2 separate regions of the Homo sapiens genome follow, and region 2 is linked to region 1. The links are chromatin loops, found by intact Hi-C in ENCODE. Cell type or tissue: B cell. All regions are shown on one strand. Links, peaks and the distances in the headings refer to the core of each region. The heading gives the core; the rest is flanking DNA. Region 1 overlaps ETS1 (ETS proto-oncogene 1, transcription factor). Region 2 has its middle 120 kb from the start of MIR6090.

Region 1 (8,431 bases), core at 326-8,325:
AAGAGGAAAAGAGCTTGGGAATGAGAAGGGCAGAAACAGAGTGTCTTCCCTTTCTTGCTCAGAGGCTGTTGTGATTAACTAGTTGCAGGAAGCTGGCAGCCCCCTCAGCTTAAATAGAGCCTTCCTGTCAGCCAGCAGCTGAGATGCTGGCAGGGATTCCATTCACGGTGCTGGGTTTAGCAGTGGATCCTAAAGGGGTGCCTGGCGTGGACCTGGGGATCTCAGTGGAGTAATAGACTCACATGCTGCTCAGTTATGTGATTGACGGGAAAATACTTTGGAGCACTGAGGAGGAAAATTCCCGGGAAGATTTGAACTGGTTGGGAGGCAAAGCTCTTTTCTATTGCCTGTGAGTAATTCCACTGTTTCTGCCTCCTATCTAATTAGTTTTGTATGAATTTTTCTTAATCATCTGCTACCAGTAGAAAAAGATCACATGGTAAAAAGATTCGTCCTCACTATGAACTTTTTTTTTTCTAAATGTCTTTTAAAAAACGTGGAAAGTGGTGATTGCCTATTTCTGTCATGGCTTTCAAAGACCACAACTGGCTGAAGCATCTTAGTGTCTTGATTCAGCTGCGGTAATACCTTGCAAGCAGTCTTTGGACAGAAGGGATCTATTCATACTGTACAATACATCCTGCACCCTGGTGCTGTTTACAACTCTCTGAGGTCTTGAGGGTGCCTGGATTTTGGATACCAGGAGACTCACGGGTTGACCCCTCTATTCTGGGTATAGCCCACTGCCTGTTTTAGAGGAAGAGTCTCTGAGTCTTAGATTTTTGGGGTCACTGTTTCTTTAATAAAGTCTCACTACAAATAATGGAATTGGGTGGTGACTGTTCTGGAATTCCACTCTGTCTCCAGTTTGAAGCTCCACCTTTGGAGGAAGCAAAATGTTTCCACTGAGCAGAATGCAGCCAGCGTGCTGCTGAGACATCCACACCAGTCTTTATTGCCTTTAAACAACAGGCCTCGGAAACTCCCCATCACCTCTGTTGGGAAAGGCCCTGCCAGGTGTCCCAGATGACCCTGCCTTTGCCCCCTTGGCACTTCTTTCTTTTCTCTGGACGGCCTCCCCTGCTGCAGAGAGTGAGCAGCTGCTGCTCTTTGTAGAGGCTCATTCAAGAGAAGCGCTGCCCTTCCTGTCTCCCTAAGGTGACTTGCATGTGATGCCTGCAGGTTGGAGCACTCATCAGCACCCCATCAGTCACTTGGGGATGCCTGCAGGTAGAGAAGTCCAAGTTAAACACAAGAAAGAGTGGTCATCCCATGCAGTTTTACCAAGGGCAACATTCAGGGGCCATCCCTGTAGAATTGAGAGCATGGAGTCAGGCCCTGCCAGTGAGCAGCTGTGTAACCTTTGGCAAGCTAACATCTCTGTATCTGTTTTCTCATCTGCAAATGGCAGTAATAATAGTTTCTATACCATAGGCTTGTTGTGAGAACTAATGAATTAGTTTATGGAGAGCACTTGGAGCAGTGCTGGGTATACAGGAAGCTAGGCTCTAAGTGCTAGCTGTCACCTACATTCCATAGTATTCTCCAAACCTTTTATTTTTCCAGTATAATTCTAAGTTCCTTGAGGCCAGGGAACAACGCATTTTACTTATAGAATTGCAGTAATTGCTGGCAGTGTCATGGGGCGTAGCAGGCATTTAATAATAATTAGGTCTTTTCAATTATTTAGCTCAATCCCAGATGTATTAAGTTCCTACTGTGTGCTTAGACTCCTTCATATACACTGACTTTTTAAATCCTTCACCAAATATCACATGAGGAAGTTTCTGTTATGCCCATTGTATAAATGAGGGAATCGAGACTTTTTTTTTTCTTTTTAGAGGAGGAGGTCTAGCCCAATGTTACACAGCAAACAACAAATAAGATGACTTTCAGGGTTTTCACATGTCAGAAAATATTCAAAATACTGTGTTAGTTTGAGTGTGCCGGAAAGCAGGTGCCAAGACATGATTAGATGTGCAAGATGTTTACGGAAGGAGCATCTATGAAGGAAAAAAAGGCAGCGAAGAGAAGGCAGCGGAACCTTCAGACCATGCTGCAGGTCTGGAAGGAGGAGATTTGGGTAGAAAGAGCCCTCAACTGCAGCTCCATTCTAAGAAAACTTTGGCTGGGCCCAGGGGATCTTTGGGTCAAGGTCGTCTGCTGGAGGAGCTCTGTGTCTCACAGGGGTGGACCTGCATGCCCTCACTGTGCTCAGTCCCTGGCTGGAGCAGTCCCCAGGATGAGGGGTGCTGGTGTGGACATGGTAGAGCCAGTCAATTATGTTCCCTGAAGCAGGAGAACTGAGTAGAACAGGTAGTGTGACAGCTGCAGGGACCTGAGCTGTAAACATGGCTTGTTGAGACCAGCACAGCTTTTCCATGTGGCAGGACTCAAGACCATGTGTCCCGACACTCTCAGTAGTCCGTGATGGGCTTCTGAGTTCAATGCATGTTGTTGACTGTAACTCCCCAAACTTTATTGTCTTTTGTATGACTCACCTCTCCCTGAGAGATAATGAGAGTGAAAGTTCTCCTAGAGTGATTGAATGTGAAAGTTTAAACTCTGAAACAAGGATGGGACTTGCTTTGTTGGAGATGCTCACAGGGCACAGGTCTGTGGAGGTGTTTGACATTCAGAGCTGAGGCGGTGGAGTTTCTTATGGAGGCCTCTCAAGGCTAGGTTCTCTGTTCTTTTTTTCTTTAAAGGCGTAGGTAGGACACTTTCAGCTTATCACGTTATGGTGAAACAAAAAGTACTTGTTCCGCTACCTCCATGCAGTTGTTAATATTGTGTTTTGCTATTCAACACACTCTGGCTACGTTTGAGGAGTGTTCAGAGATTATATGCTGGATAAATGCTTACAAAATTCGGTGTGCAAATGATCACTTAGGATCTAGTTCAACTACCTTCCAAGGATTCTATTATACCTAACTAGTGATTTCTCTCATTGTTGACATGCAGGGAAAACTTAACCCCTAGGATAAAATAAATTCCAGAGAGCAAGTTGAGAATCCTACTGAGAAAAGACTATAATCTTCAGACTTCTAAAGTCCTGTTTTCTAACCCTGATCAGTGAACATATCTTTCTTTCTTCTCATTACCTACACACTTAGGAAGATTTTTCTTTGTACATTTATAGTGGCTGGAAAAACCTTTTCTTTGGTTTATAACAAAATTCTTATCCCCTTCCCCCAAATCCAAACCTAACCCATCTCTGGTGACTTCTTAAAAGAACCGGTTACCTAGAAGACATCAGGAGGAAAGAGCTATAAAGAAACCCACTTCCTGACTTGAGCTTCACTGGCTCACTGTCCAAGTTTGTGTCTGAGTGTTAGCTTGAATGTGTTAGACAGAGTTACTGATGGGTTTAGAAGAAAGAGGTGGTTGCATTTGAATAGAGACTGCCCCTTTAAGAGAGGAACAGTCCCCTTTCTCCTGCTGCCGCCCCCACACATGTGTACTTGAGCACTTGCAGGTGTGCAGAGCCAGAGCAAAAACAAAGGTCTTTCCCTCATACCCTAAAAATGTGTAACTGTCTTGTTCTCAGACCCAAGTCAGACTGGCCAAATAAGCCTCACTTAACCCTGTTCCAGGTGGGAGGACTCCACTGGCCAGTTGCCAGCCACCTGGTCTTGCTGTCAAGCCTGTCTTGGGCCCTGATGGCTGGACAAGAGGTTCTGCTTGAACCCCAGTTAATGCTGGTGGGACCCGTCTCTTTGGGCCCAAACTATTGGCATTTGTGGGGAACGGTGTTGAACTTGCTCTAGGTGAGCTCTATACAATACTTAGGTGAAGAATACTTGGTGAGGGACATGAATAACTAAGGAAAAAGGTGCATCGGGAAAAGAGGATCTAAGTCCATCTGTGGCCAAGATTTCCCTAAACCATATATGCCTGTGATACTTTCACTTGCAAAGCAGTTTGCATCTGCTGTCTCTTTTGGTGCGTGTGCACTTTTAACATGGGAACAAGGATTTCAGAGTCTTCCCTAACTTAAAAAAGTCCTAAATGCTTATTCTCATTGAAAATATTAAAAATTTTTACATTCGTATACTGTAACTTTTTTTTCCTTAACCTCCAACTTTCTACTTTTTCAAAGTTGCCATACGAAGGCCAATTTAATCCTTGGAAGTCTAATTAGATTTTTTCTAGTGCTTTTACAATTTTTTTTAAATGCATCTTTTTTCTTGTTTTTTACTGAAAATTGTTTTTAAAAATATATTTTCTGTTGTTTCATTCTTCTTTGTAATTCCATTATTGTATATTCAGTTGCTCCTAAATTGTTCACCTCTTTAAGTGTCTTTCTCTCTCTCTGTCTATATATATGTATATATGCAGATTTTTGTAATAAGGACTTAATTTACATTTTTATAAACTAAAGAGAAGCAGAGATTACTATTTCCATTTTAGGAAAGGAAAAAGTAAAGCCCAGAGAGATTAAATGAGTTGCATAAGATTGCATATGGTGATTCAGGTAAGAACTGATATCAAAGCCTCGTACCCTCAACTCCCTACCCGGGGCTTTCCCACAGGCATCATATATTTTAATTTTATAGGATGCCGTCATCACTCAGTACTCCACTGCCTGACATGTAAAATGGCTTTTATTTTTAAATTTTTTGACACTCCTCCTCCTTTCGTTTTTGATCTAACATGCAAGAGACATGAACTCGGCAGTCAAAGACTGGTTTTAACTGATTTGAGAGCTGTTTTCTCACTCTTTTTCATGGTTAGATACTGGCTATCTCAGCAACAAATACAAGTTTATAAAGTTGTTGTTTGTTCATCATCGTGTTCAGCAAGTATGCTTTCCAAACACCTGTCAGAATGTTCTTTGTTGTTTGAGTTGAATTATTGGAAGTTATATTCCCAATCACTGCCCTTGAGTTATTAGCCACTGATACAGGAACACGTTTATAGAATATACTGACACAGAGTGAGTCTTTAAACCACGGCCGTATTGGCCAGTTATAGAATGTTATACATGGAGTGTGTTAGAGATGAGATAAGATTGGGTCAGGGTGGGGCAAAGAAAATATACAACTCAGAAGAAATGAGAGACATAGAACTCAGCCAAAATATCAAGCACTCCTGGCCCTTAATCTTCTTAAAATAATTTTCTCAGGGTCTTGATTGCCAGTCAGTCCAGCAATACAGTTTCTTGAGTTATTCATCCTCAGGCAACAAGACTTTGTGCAGCTTCAGGTTGAGCTTGGTCCAGAGGCCAAGAAACTGTCAGGATGTTTTCTGTTTTGTCCTTAAACTTAATGGAAATCAGGAGATTTAGGGGCCTTTGTGAATGGTGATTTAGAAGAGGGTTGACAGAAAGGGGTGATGCTTGGACTGGGGAGTCACCCACCCCACCCTCAGAGGTGCGTCCTCCTGTGGTAGCATGAAAGGCAGATTGATACACTTGTGAACAGATGGGTCATTTCTGGATTCGAATGTTCTGTTTTTGCCATCATCGTTTGGCTGTGGGTAGAGACACCTGGCTGGAAGGGAGGGGCCAGCAGGCCTGTTCCTCTGTTTTAGGGCCACCTGCCAGATGTGTGCTATCAGGGCAGAGTCAGCCCTATTGCAAGGGTGACCAACCATGAGAGTTTCATAGGTTAAAATAAATGTGGTGTCCTGCCCACACCGAGGTATTTGATTTGACTTTTAGAATAGAGCTAAAGGGATTAGCTTCTTAAAGTAGCAAATTAACTCCCAAAGGACAGGTAGTCATTTTCATTTTTGGGAACACGTTGATGAAATGCAGCCTGAGGGTCACCCATATTGTTTGGCCCCAAATATTGTTTAATAGAGAGAAGCCATTTGAGCGGACTTTCTAATCCATATGCCTTTCTTCAGAGGAGGTTTGTTTCAGTAATGTAATTTAGAAAATATTTAATGAGTACCTGCTGAAGACAAGCTATCATACCTGGCATTGAGGATATATGGCTCAGTAAGATATAGTCTGTGTTCTCAGGGAGAACATGTCAAATGACACAGTCATTCAACAGCAAAGAATTTTTTGTTTGTTGGTGTTTGTTGGTGAGGCACTGTGCTAGGCTTTGGGTTGAAGCAGTGAAAAAACAAAGTCCTTGTCCTTACAGCATATATTCTAGTGATGGGAGAAATGGACAGAGACCAAACCAATGGGGTGGTCTTGGTGTAAGCCATGTACTATGGAAATATGAGGAGACTGCCTGGGAAGGTGCCTGCCCAGCGTTGACCTCCTTCTGTTTGGAAGAAAACTCCTGTGTTCTCCTCTCAGCAGAGCACAGGTGACAAGAGTGAGAACTTGTGGTTGAAATGGAAATGAGGAAGGAGTAGAAGGAAAAAGTGAAGTTCAACCTGACCCTGTTCACTTGCTGTGAGGATGTCCTTGTCACAGGCAGGCAACTCCCAGATCTGGAAAATGAGAAGAATGATACTGACAAATCGGGAAATGGAAGGGATTTCCATCAAGAGCATGTTACTAACACCTTGTCCTAGCCCATTGCTATATATGTATTTATGCTGCTCAGTTCTCAGCCTCAGGGCAAGGGACCAGAATAGCAGGGGATTTTTAATAACCAGCTCCTCATTGAGACAGATAGTGGGCCTTGCAGCTCCCAGACAAGGAAATATGACCCAAATGAGCAGTAATTTACTTGAAGCTTTACTTTTTTTAAAAAGTGAGATTGTTGCCTTAGATTTGAGGAGCCTTGGGGGTCCCCTTAGGGGGTGAACATCCTTGGTGTGATTTGCTTTGTAGGCTTGGGAGCTCTCCAAGTTCCTACCTGGTATTTCTTCTTCAGAGCTTGTAGCACGTTCTTCAAATCAGACCTGTCAGTGTGTAGTAAGAACTGTCCTCTTCTCCAGAGGCTGAGAAGAACAAAGCAGTAGAAGGAAATTCCCCTGCAGCCGCCTGAGAGGGAGGGTGGAGAGGGAGCAGACAGCAGGGGGTGTGGAGGCTCCGTGCCATGGGAGATGGGTGTGTGGAGTGTGTGTGTGGTGCTCTCCCGCCCGCATGGCTCTGGAAAGAGACCTCCTTCTAACAGGGACCCCTCTGTTGTTGTGGCTCAGAGCTTCGACTTGAGAAGCATACTTTCCCAGTGATGCCACTGGATTCCTGATGTGTGACACTCCCGGGCAGCATCGTGAAGGGTGCTGTTGACTGCCTTGGAGATCCCAGACAGGGACACCATTATGAGTCACATTGAACATGTGAGCTCCCCTTCCCATGACTGGCGCTATTATTAGTACCGTTTTCTGCTCTAGGGGACAAAGGTCACTGAGACCACAGTCCATTTGGGTAGGTGGAAGAGGCTGGGCACAGGGATAAGGGGGAGTTGCAGGGGGAATGGAGGAAGAGGCTTTACAAGTTTAGGATATGTTGGAGCAAGGGCAAGGGATGGGGTCCTGGAGCCCTGTGGATTTGGGCAGACCTCCGCTAAGCACACAGAAACACCCTCTAGAAGAGTCGTAACTGGGAGTGCTGGACTCATTCATTGTCTGCACCAATCTTGGGTGTGAGAACTTCTGATGGGCCTGGATGTGGGTGTCGCTGGTGGATCTGTGTAGCCAGTGTGCCTTCCAACCCCAGAGCTGCCTCTAAGCTTTGGGTTTCCAAGTGGCCCTGAAGTCCCCTCCCAGACCTGAAGTGAGGGTGATGCATTGCTGTGGAGACAGGCTCCTGTATTAGACCATCCACGGGCCCAGCCAGGAACTGCGCCCACCCTGGCCCAGTGTTTCTGGCTGGAAGAACATTTCCATGTCTTTCCTAGTTCTCTTGCTCCCCACAACAAAAAGGCAGTTTAGGAGTCAGCAAAAAGGTGCTAGAGGGGACGCTTCAGCGGCCATCATGAACTCCTCTCACTTGGTACAAAAATGTGGGCTTTCTGAAGGGTGAGCCCTGTGTGCACCAGTTAGGCTGGAGTGCGCCTGTGGGGTTTCTCTACAGGAATCGGGGGAGGGAGCCAGGAACTGACATCTCTGTTATGTTGACTGTCCTATTATGAAGCCAACGGGAGAGATTTCTTCCCATTCATATTCCCATTATTTCTTTAGGTATCTGCTTTTCCTATCTATCCTCCCTCTTTCCTTGGGTGTAAACAGAAAAAAAAAAGAGTTAGAGAGCTCTGCACCTAGGACTTGGGCTTCTAGGGCCTGAATTTAATTTTTTTTTCTTTCATTCCTTTTGAACAAAGGAAAAGTCACAATGAGGACAAAAGTCCTCTGACGAGTACTCACCCTGTCCCAGACTCACCGGGTCCCGTATGCTGACATCACAGAGAAAGGGCAGGGCAGGGCATCTACAGCCTATGACTGCTTGACATTTCAGTTTGGAAAATGCACTGGTAGAAAAGGAAAACTAACCATTCCGTCAGAGGGTTCGTCCTCTGGGAGCTGGTGCAAACCACGGGAATTGAAGGTCCCTTCTCTGCATTGTGGCTGCCAAGTC
Region 2 (8,431 bases), core at 265-8,264, 72 kb after region 1:
AGCTAATATGTCTGTGGAGTCATTTTTTTTTGCTTGTTTCTAAGCTTGATTATTAACATTTCTTAAAAAATTTAGAAAGAATAATGTGTTGGGGGAATGCATCTCCTTCCCTCTCAAGCAACATTGCTTGACAGGTTAGCAATGAAAATGAGAAGTCTGGTGATTAGAGTGGTTAGGTACATGGGCTTTGGAGTCCACTCATCTATATTTGAGTCCTACTTGCCCTTAAAATCTGTCTAAGTTTGGGCAAGGGATTAATCTCAATAAGCTTTCATTTTCTCATCCCAAAATCAAGGTCCTGGTAAAATTAGTACCCACCTCAAAAGGATGTTGTGAAGATTAAATTAGATAATGTATGCAGTGCTCAAAATGTATTAACTTTTATTATTGCAGATATTGGGCCAAGTTAGAGCTGCCCTTGCTCATTGTTTCTAAATAATTTAGCTGAGGTTTAGACTTGAGATTTACTAGAATCTGCAAATTCTCTCAATGGAAGACAATTCTGGCTGGCACCAGGCACACTTGTGGTCTTCAGGCTGGCTGAAAATGTCCCGTAGCTCTCTTTGAGGGAGGCTGAGCTTGTTTTTCAGGAGAATCTCATGAGCAGTGTGGTTGTTGCTGGTTGCTGTGGACCTATTTCCAATCTAAGTAAGTATCTTACATAATAACAGGGTTGAAAAAATTAGCTGAGTTTCATGTGCATCAGCAGTGATTTGTGAAATCAAAAATGGCAACTTAAACTCAGATTGTATTAATGGACATCCGAGAACTAGAACAAGGTAATGATGCCGCTGCTATATTCTGTGCTGGTCAGAACTCATCTGGAGTAGCTGATTAACTTCTGAGGATTGCACTTGAAAAGGAAGAACAACGAAGCAGAACAAGCCCAGAAATTTGGAGCCGGTGTAGTGAAGAGCCTTGAAAACATGTAACTATGGATAAATGTAGGAACTAAAAAGACAAGGCCAAACGGGGTACTACCAGTGTCTTTAAATATTTACATGGGAGAAGAACTAAGCACTTTTCCCATGCCTAATGAGAGGACCTAGAGGGTTGTAAGTAGCTCAGTGAGGAAGAAGGTTAGGTAAGATCAACTTTTAGCTTGGCTTAGTGTAAGAAAAGCAAACTTCATGAAAGTAGGGATTTTTTTGGTGGGGGCGTGCGGGGTGCTTGTTTGTTTACTTTTTTTTTCTATCATCTAAAACCAGGCTTGGGCACTTAGTTGGCATTTAATAAATATTTATTGAATAAATGAATGATGGTTTTTCAAATAGTTAGAGTTGCCTCAAAATGAGCTGGGATGGCTCAGGAAGCAATGAGTTATTTATTCCTGGACTTACCCAGGCATGATGTTTGGTGAGATGTGATAGAAAACATTCAAACGTGAAGTGGGGGCTGGGCTAGGAGAACTTCAAGGTCTATATTAACCTTTAGATAGAATTATTCTATGAATTATGGAAAGGACAAGTGTGCAAGGGAACAAACATGAAGTTTGGTGCCCTTCCAAAGCAGTTGCTCAACAATTCATGTATCCCTCAACACCCCATCCTGCCCACTCCCACTTTTGGTTATAATGAACTCATGGCTAGCCAAGGAGTTTCCTTCGTTAGCTGAATGATTGTCGTGCCCTTCCACTGATCTGGCGAGGACACAGCTTTCAGCTCTGACTTCCATCATTTCTCTTAAGTGTTCCTGAATACAGTCTGGTAGCATCAAGAACAGAGAAGGCTATACTTTGCACTCAGAATCCAGGACTAGGGAGTCACTCTTTCATGGGCCCATCACCCTGCACCCCAACAGCTTGTGAAATGCCTGCAGCTCCCTGCTTAGCTTCTTGGCCTCCTGTCCAAACCCCTCACCCCCACACTTTTTTTTTTTTTTTTTTTTAATCAGAGCCGCAACCAAATTCCCTAAGACCATAACTGGTGTATAGACTCAAGAGTATAAACACGATCCCTGGCATTCATCACGGGTAATAGAAACCAGAGATGAACTGTCACGTAGCTGGCTATCCTGTTGCTGAGTCAATGCAACCTTTTAAAAACACACTAAAAAATACACACACAGGCTGGGAACAGAGCATGAAAGAAATTCCAAGGAATAGTTTCCTTTTTTCCTTGCTTTTCTCATTTTAATTATATAGGAATTCTGTAACCAGAAAAACATAAAGAATTAAAAATAGAATCCGGACTTCTAAGGATCTGCAAATAGAGTAGTACATGGAGAAAAAGCTTCTTATTATTTATAGGCCATTCTCGTTGCAAGAGATTTAATCATTTTAATATGAAAAATATGCATGGTCCATCTGGTGGCTACCTCTTCACCTCAGTTGCTTCTCTCAGCAACCATGCCTGTTGGCATATACTGTAGTTGCACAGGGAACTAGTTTTGAAGTTAGAAGACGAGTTTTAATTTTATTTCCTTTATTACTTATGTGACTTTGAGTAAATTACTTTTTTCTTTCTAAATTTTAGGTAACTCACCTGCAAAATGAGAATCAGAATATCCATTATGCAGGAATTCAATGAAGATTCAATGACATAATCGTCTGTTCAGTCCAGACCCTGAAATATAGCAGGCCCTTGGTAAAGGTTAATTGATTCTAGATCTGTTTGGAGTTAGAAAATAGCTCAAAAGTATAGGCCTTGACACTACTCAAAAACATACTAGCTATTCTTCACCAAAACTGCTTATCCACAAATAACTATATATGTAAAATAAGAATAAATGAATACATAAATATAAATATATATATATGACATCAACATATACAAGCTTTTTTGTTATGGCATTTCACACTGACAGAATAATTTTTATAATGATATGAAACCATTTTATTTTTGGTTAGGTTAATGCCCCTTTGCTGTTAGAGCCAGCAAATGCCCAGCAAAACACGAGAAAAATTAAGCATCTAACCTCGTTGGTTCAGGATTGGTACTTTGTAAAGATAAGACACTTAGAAGATAGATACAATTAAAATAAGACAAGAAACAAGGCAGAAATTAGAGGTGACATATTCATTTGGACGGCCATCAACCACAATCTACTCAGCTGTATTCCTAATTAGTACTTAGGCATCTTAGTTTCTATCCAGCTTCTAAGCCTAATTACTTCCTCGACCATTATTTATTACCTGGTGTGGTAAGACTGATGCAATTATTCCCATTTCATAGTAAACATGAATAAACCAGAGGGAAGCTAAGTAATTTCCTGAAGGCACCCAATGTCTGTTATGGAGTTAGGGTGGAATTCAGACAGGCTTTGAGTAATTTTAAAATAAAATACCTTTAGCAGAGTGAAGCTGGGTTTGCCTAATAACCTCTATTAAGTCGTGAGCACAGGGCCATGTGTGAAAGTGGCTTACTGCATGTTGAATGTTAAGTGAGCGAGCACACTCCACATGGCTAGGGTAACTATTTTATAACTCACCATTCAAAGCGGAACACCTCTGATTGTGAAAGAGAGCACTATAATAAATATTCTGGAGCAACATGTATAAACAAGACTGTCATGGAAATTTCAAGACATATGATCACACTATCTAAAGCAGATCACTCCAGTGAGCCATCTGAGGTTCTTGGAATAGCAGAGCCACTCTCTGCAAGCAGTCTGCAATTTGACCCTGGAACTTGCAGCCCAGGCTTTCTTGAAGATTCTTGGTTTAGAATCATGGAAATGACATCATCCTGAATCAACTGATCATATCCTCTTTTGTGCCACATTCAGTGGGTACCATGTGCTAAAGAGAGAATTTCATGTAATTACAGTTGATTACATAAATGGTTCTTGTCACCTTAGTCTACATAACTGAAGTCAGAGTTTCTTGAAAGTAGCATAGAGAATCATAAAAATTATTTAGTGAATCTCTAGAATATGGTATTTCTTTCTTTGGGTAAAAATGCCTGTTTCTTTCTCTTTTAACAAGTTTTTGAAGAAACTGGTTTTAAGTTTCTGAATCAAACACAGATTTTTCTTAAACTATTTGCATCTTTAATTTCCTCTTTTAGGTCTCCTGTGAAAGCTCATTTGGTGGTTTTGTAATACTTCAGTAAATTTAGCTCCTGGTATGTGATTTAAAGAGAACTATTGAACACTGTATTGTGATATAGTGGAAACAATACAGGACTAAAAAGAATAGTGTTTTGTGTTTTGATCCAAGTTTACCATTAAGTTGCTCTTGACTTGAAATGAGTTATTCAAGCTTTCTAGGTCTCAGTATTTCTCTCTCTCTCTCTCTCTCTGTCTCTGTTTCTGTCTCCCCACCTCCACATATACAGTAGTCATGCATCACTTAAAAACAGGAATACATTTGGCTGGGCACAGTGGCTCATGTCTGTAATCCCAGCACTTTGGGAGGCCGAGGTGAGCAGATCACCTGAGGTCAGGAGTTCGAGACCAGTCTGACCAATGTGGAGAAACCCTGTCTCTACTAAAAATACAAAATTAGCTGGGGGTGGTGGCGCATGCCTGTAATTGCAGCTACTTGGGAGGCTGAGGCAGGAGAATCGCTTGAATCCGGGAGGTGGAGGTTGCAGTGAGCTGAGATCGCAACACTGCAGTCCAGCCTGGGCAACAAGAGCAAAACTCTGTCTCAAAAAAAAAAAAAAAAAAAAAAAAAAAAAAAAAAAAAAACCACCACCACCACCAACAAAAAAACAGGGATACATTCTGAAAAATGTGTCATTAGGCAATATTATAGTATGCAAACATCCTAGAGTGTACTTACACAACTCTAGGTGGTACAGCCTACTACACACCTAAACTATATGGTATAGCCTATGGCTCCTAGGGTACAGACATGTACAGCATGTGACTGTACTGAATACTGTAGGCAATTGTAACACAATGGAAAGTATTTGTGTATCTAAACAGAGAAAAGGTACAGTAAAAATACAGTATTATCATCTTATGGGAGCACTGCGGTTGGTCATTGACTGAAATGTTATGTGCAAATGATTATATATACACATAGATATATACAATACATAATAAATAGATATACAATATTATATATATATATATATATATATATATATATTTCTGTACCACACAAGCTGTGTCCATTCATCAGTTGATGAACCTTTGAGTTGTTTCCACTTTTTGGTTATTATGAACAGAGCTGCTGTCAACATTCTTTTACAAGTTTTTGTGTGGACATATGTTTTCGTTTCTTTTAGGTATCTACCTCCATGGAATTGCTGGGTCATTTGGTAACTATGTTTAAACTTCTAAGGAACTTCTAGACTTTTCAAAGCAGCTGTACCATCTTATATTCTCACTAGGATGTATCAGGGTCCTAATTTTCTCATATCCTCCCCAACACTGGTTATTGTCTATATTTTTGATTCCAGTCATCCTTGTGGGTGTTAGGTGGTATCTCGTTTCGATTTTGATTTGCATTTCCCTGATGGTTCCTGTCACTACTCATAACCATACAGTTATTTATCTTGATTAGAGTTCAGAACTATAGAATACTGCAAGTATATTGGACGCTCCTAATCCTGGGACTGAGTGAACAATCAACAATGGAAGATATGTTTAAAGTTTAGCTTTAACCTATGGAGGAAAACTTGATTTGCTGAGTCCCTGACTATGCAAGAGGCTGGTGGTCCCTGCTGAGGAAGGAGTGAGGATCAGCCCTTCCCTCTGGTCTGCAGCCTCTGCTGACAGCTGGCTGGTGTCCGTCATTGATCATCACACTAGCAGAGTGCGCCTGGTCCAACACCTCTAGACTTGTCCCAACGGTTTATTTGTCTAATGGCTCTTCACAAACAAGAGAAGGAGAATCACATCTCCCTTGAACATGCATCCATCTTTCGGTTCTCAGGATTACATTTGTTTGCTCTGACCTTGGCAGTCTGTCTCAGACAGCTTCTTTCTATATCAAATGGGTTGTGTTAAAACCTAGTTTGAGAACGAAGAGTAAGCCAGGGAAAAATGCATCATTTTGCAAAGTTCGAAACCAGGCATTTTAAAGAACTAACACATCAGTGAAGACAAATGACAGGACAATGGATTTAGAGAGCATGTGTTCCCCTAAGCCCAGTTTGTTTGAGTAGTGTGTGTGTGTGTGTGTGTGTGTGTTAGTGTGTGTGTGTGCATACTGAAATTACTTGTGAAGATTTTTTTCAAAACATGCATGCCTGGACCTCAGGGTCTGACGACCTAATTCAGGTGGAGCTTAAACAATTTTTTTTTCCCTAAATAAGTCCCATTATCCCCTGTGTTGCTGAAATTGAGTAGATCATCAAAACTAGTGAATACTTCAAAGTTGTACCTATTTAGTTTCAAAATATAGATTATTTTCTGTACAGTAGATTTGCTTTTCATGTTGTGTTGTGTTAGCACACTATTAGAATTATCTCTTGTGCATATGCTGGCGAGGGAAACGGTAAGGATTATATTCTCTATTACACGCCTATAGGATACGATGCAAATGTATTACCCCTTCCATGGTTTACTCCATGTGTATTTCTCCAACCTCATCTCTTGCTACTTTACCACTTGATAATCTATGTATTAGTCAGTGTTCTGCAGAGAAACAGAACCAAGGGGCTATATATAAATATATAAGAGGTGATTTATTAGGGCAATTGTCTCATGTGATTATGGAAGCCAGGAAGTCCCATGATATTTCATCTGCAAACTTGAGAATGAGGAAAGCCAGTGGTGTAATTTAGACTGAGTCCAAAGACCTGAGAACCCAGGGTGGCAATGAGGCTGGGGGTAGAAGTAGTGCTGGAAGGGGGGTGGGCACCAGTGTTAAGTCCTGGATTCTAAAGGCCCAGGAACCTGAAGCTCTGATATCCTAGGGTAGGAAGAGTTGGATGTCCTAGCTCTAAAAAAGAGAAAGAATTTACCCTCCCTCTGTCTCTTTGTTCTACTTGGACCTTCAGTGGATTGGATGATGCCCATTCACATTGGTGAGGGTGAACTTCTTAATCATAGCCAAATTTTAATCATCGCAATTTATACCCCAGACATGTTAAATACTTACATTTCTTTGAATGTTTGTTTTCTTTCTTTTTGGTTTTGTATGTACTGTTTGTTTTTCCTGGAAAGTTTTTTTCTGAAACTTGTCCATCTGGTGAATTTACGTTAATTCTTCAAGATTCAATTCAATAGTTTCTGTGAAGCCCTCTCTGATTCCCTACTCCAGAATTGACCTCTCCCTCCTTTATACAAAAACAGTTAATTTCTTCTTTCCACATTTCTTGAGCACTTGTACGTTGTGCATTGAGCTAGGCTCCAAAACAATTGTAACGTGACTCCATTCCCTCTTAGCCTTCTCAATATAGTAAACGAGAAAGAAAAATATCCAGATAATTACAATGTTAAGTGTGTGAAGGGTGTGTTGGGAAAATCTGAGACATTCTTTGGGAGCTGATGGGAGGGACACATAACCTATGGGGAGGAGACATCATTGTTACCTTTTGGATAAACTGACACCTGAGCTGAGCCTAGAAGGATGAGTAAGAATTAACTGGGAAGAGAGGGCAGGGTAGCACACCAGTAGTGAAAGGAGAAACAGAGGCCACATCTTGAAGGCAAAGGATGATGCCTTTGTGAGGCTTCAAGTCATCAGGTGCTTGCAGAACATAGTGTGAAACGCAGCGTGAAACTGTAGTGGGGGGCAGAGTTCATCATGGTGTTAGTAAAAGCTGGAGAGGTAGACTAAGATCCTTTCCAAAATAATTATTTGTTTATATCCTTTATCCTCTCCTCTCCTTGAGAGAAGCAGTCTTGTTTTATTCAGCTCTGTACTTCAGTGACTAGCACAGTACAAATTTATGGAGGGCATTCACACACATTGAATGAGTGAATGGGCGGATGAGTGAGATGAAGATGGGATCACAAATTAACTGTGAACAGCCCACGAGGAAGAAACATGGATCTTCACAAAGCATTTGGGTGACTTTGCTAAAGGATGTTGATTTCATTCTTTTTACCCCTCATTTCATCCATTTTATTACCATATATTTCCTAAAGAGAAGGTCTGGCCAATATCAAAACAAAGCAGACTACTCTGTTTTTAATTACCTTTTTCAAGGCCGCACTGGCAAGGCAAAGGCTGCCTGGGTCTGACTTGAGCCACAATCAGAAACATATTGTATGCTTTCCTTGTAAGCGCTGAATGGAGTGCATGAAGCTTATATTGATAAGGGTTGAATTTTAGGTTTTATCTTTTAATAGGGGTGATAAGATTCGAATGCCTCAGCCCTCTGTGCTATCTGGGTGCTGATGGTGGGAACAGTCACCAAAGTGATGTGCTGGTCAGTGGTGGGGGCCCTGGGCTAACCTCAGAAAAACACAAATATGAGTGGGTGGAGTGGTTGCTTTCCATGAGAATCTTTCTCCCTCTCTTTCACAGCCTGGCCCACACGATTGGGCCCTTTGCCAGCAAGCAAAGCAATGGATTATTTTTTCCATT

Evidence for each region. Hi-C counts contacts between places; a loop is a spot of excess contacts. Peaks named below come from ENCODE experiments on the same cell type or tissue, not always from the same donor. Only the 100,000 strongest peaks of a DNase experiment are listed, where the experiment ranks them.
Region 2: it touches region 1 in a loop (2.4-fold over the local background); 2 of 110 quality-filtered maps call a loop at or near these places.

The regions. Positions count from the first base shown.
Region 1 is chr11:128,466,436-128,474,866 of GRCh38, reverse strand. The region is part of intron 8 of ETS1 (ETS proto-oncogene 1, transcription factor); the gene reads left to right. Among named protein-coding and RNA genes, the nearest start is that of MIR6090, 52 kb to the left of the region's middle. RefSeq lists enhancers at 2,299-2,593, 3,596-3,715, 4,534-4,633, 4,644-4,693, 4,994-5,113 and 1 more. In B cell, for the core only: no CTCF peak of the experiment used is centred there; DNase peaks (open chromatin) are centred at 1,046, 3,416, 5,506, 6,236 and 3 weaker places; H3K4me3 peaks cover 3,255 bases; H3K27ac peaks cover 8,000 bases.
Region 2 is chr11:128,394,547-128,402,977 of GRCh38, reverse strand. No RefSeq gene overlaps it. Among named protein-coding and RNA genes, the nearest start is that of MIR6090, 120 kb to the left of the region's middle. In B cell, for the core only: no CTCF peak of the experiment used is centred there; DNase peaks (open chromatin) are centred at 3,867 and 3,997; H3K4me3 peaks cover 566 bases; H3K27ac peaks cover 2,101 bases.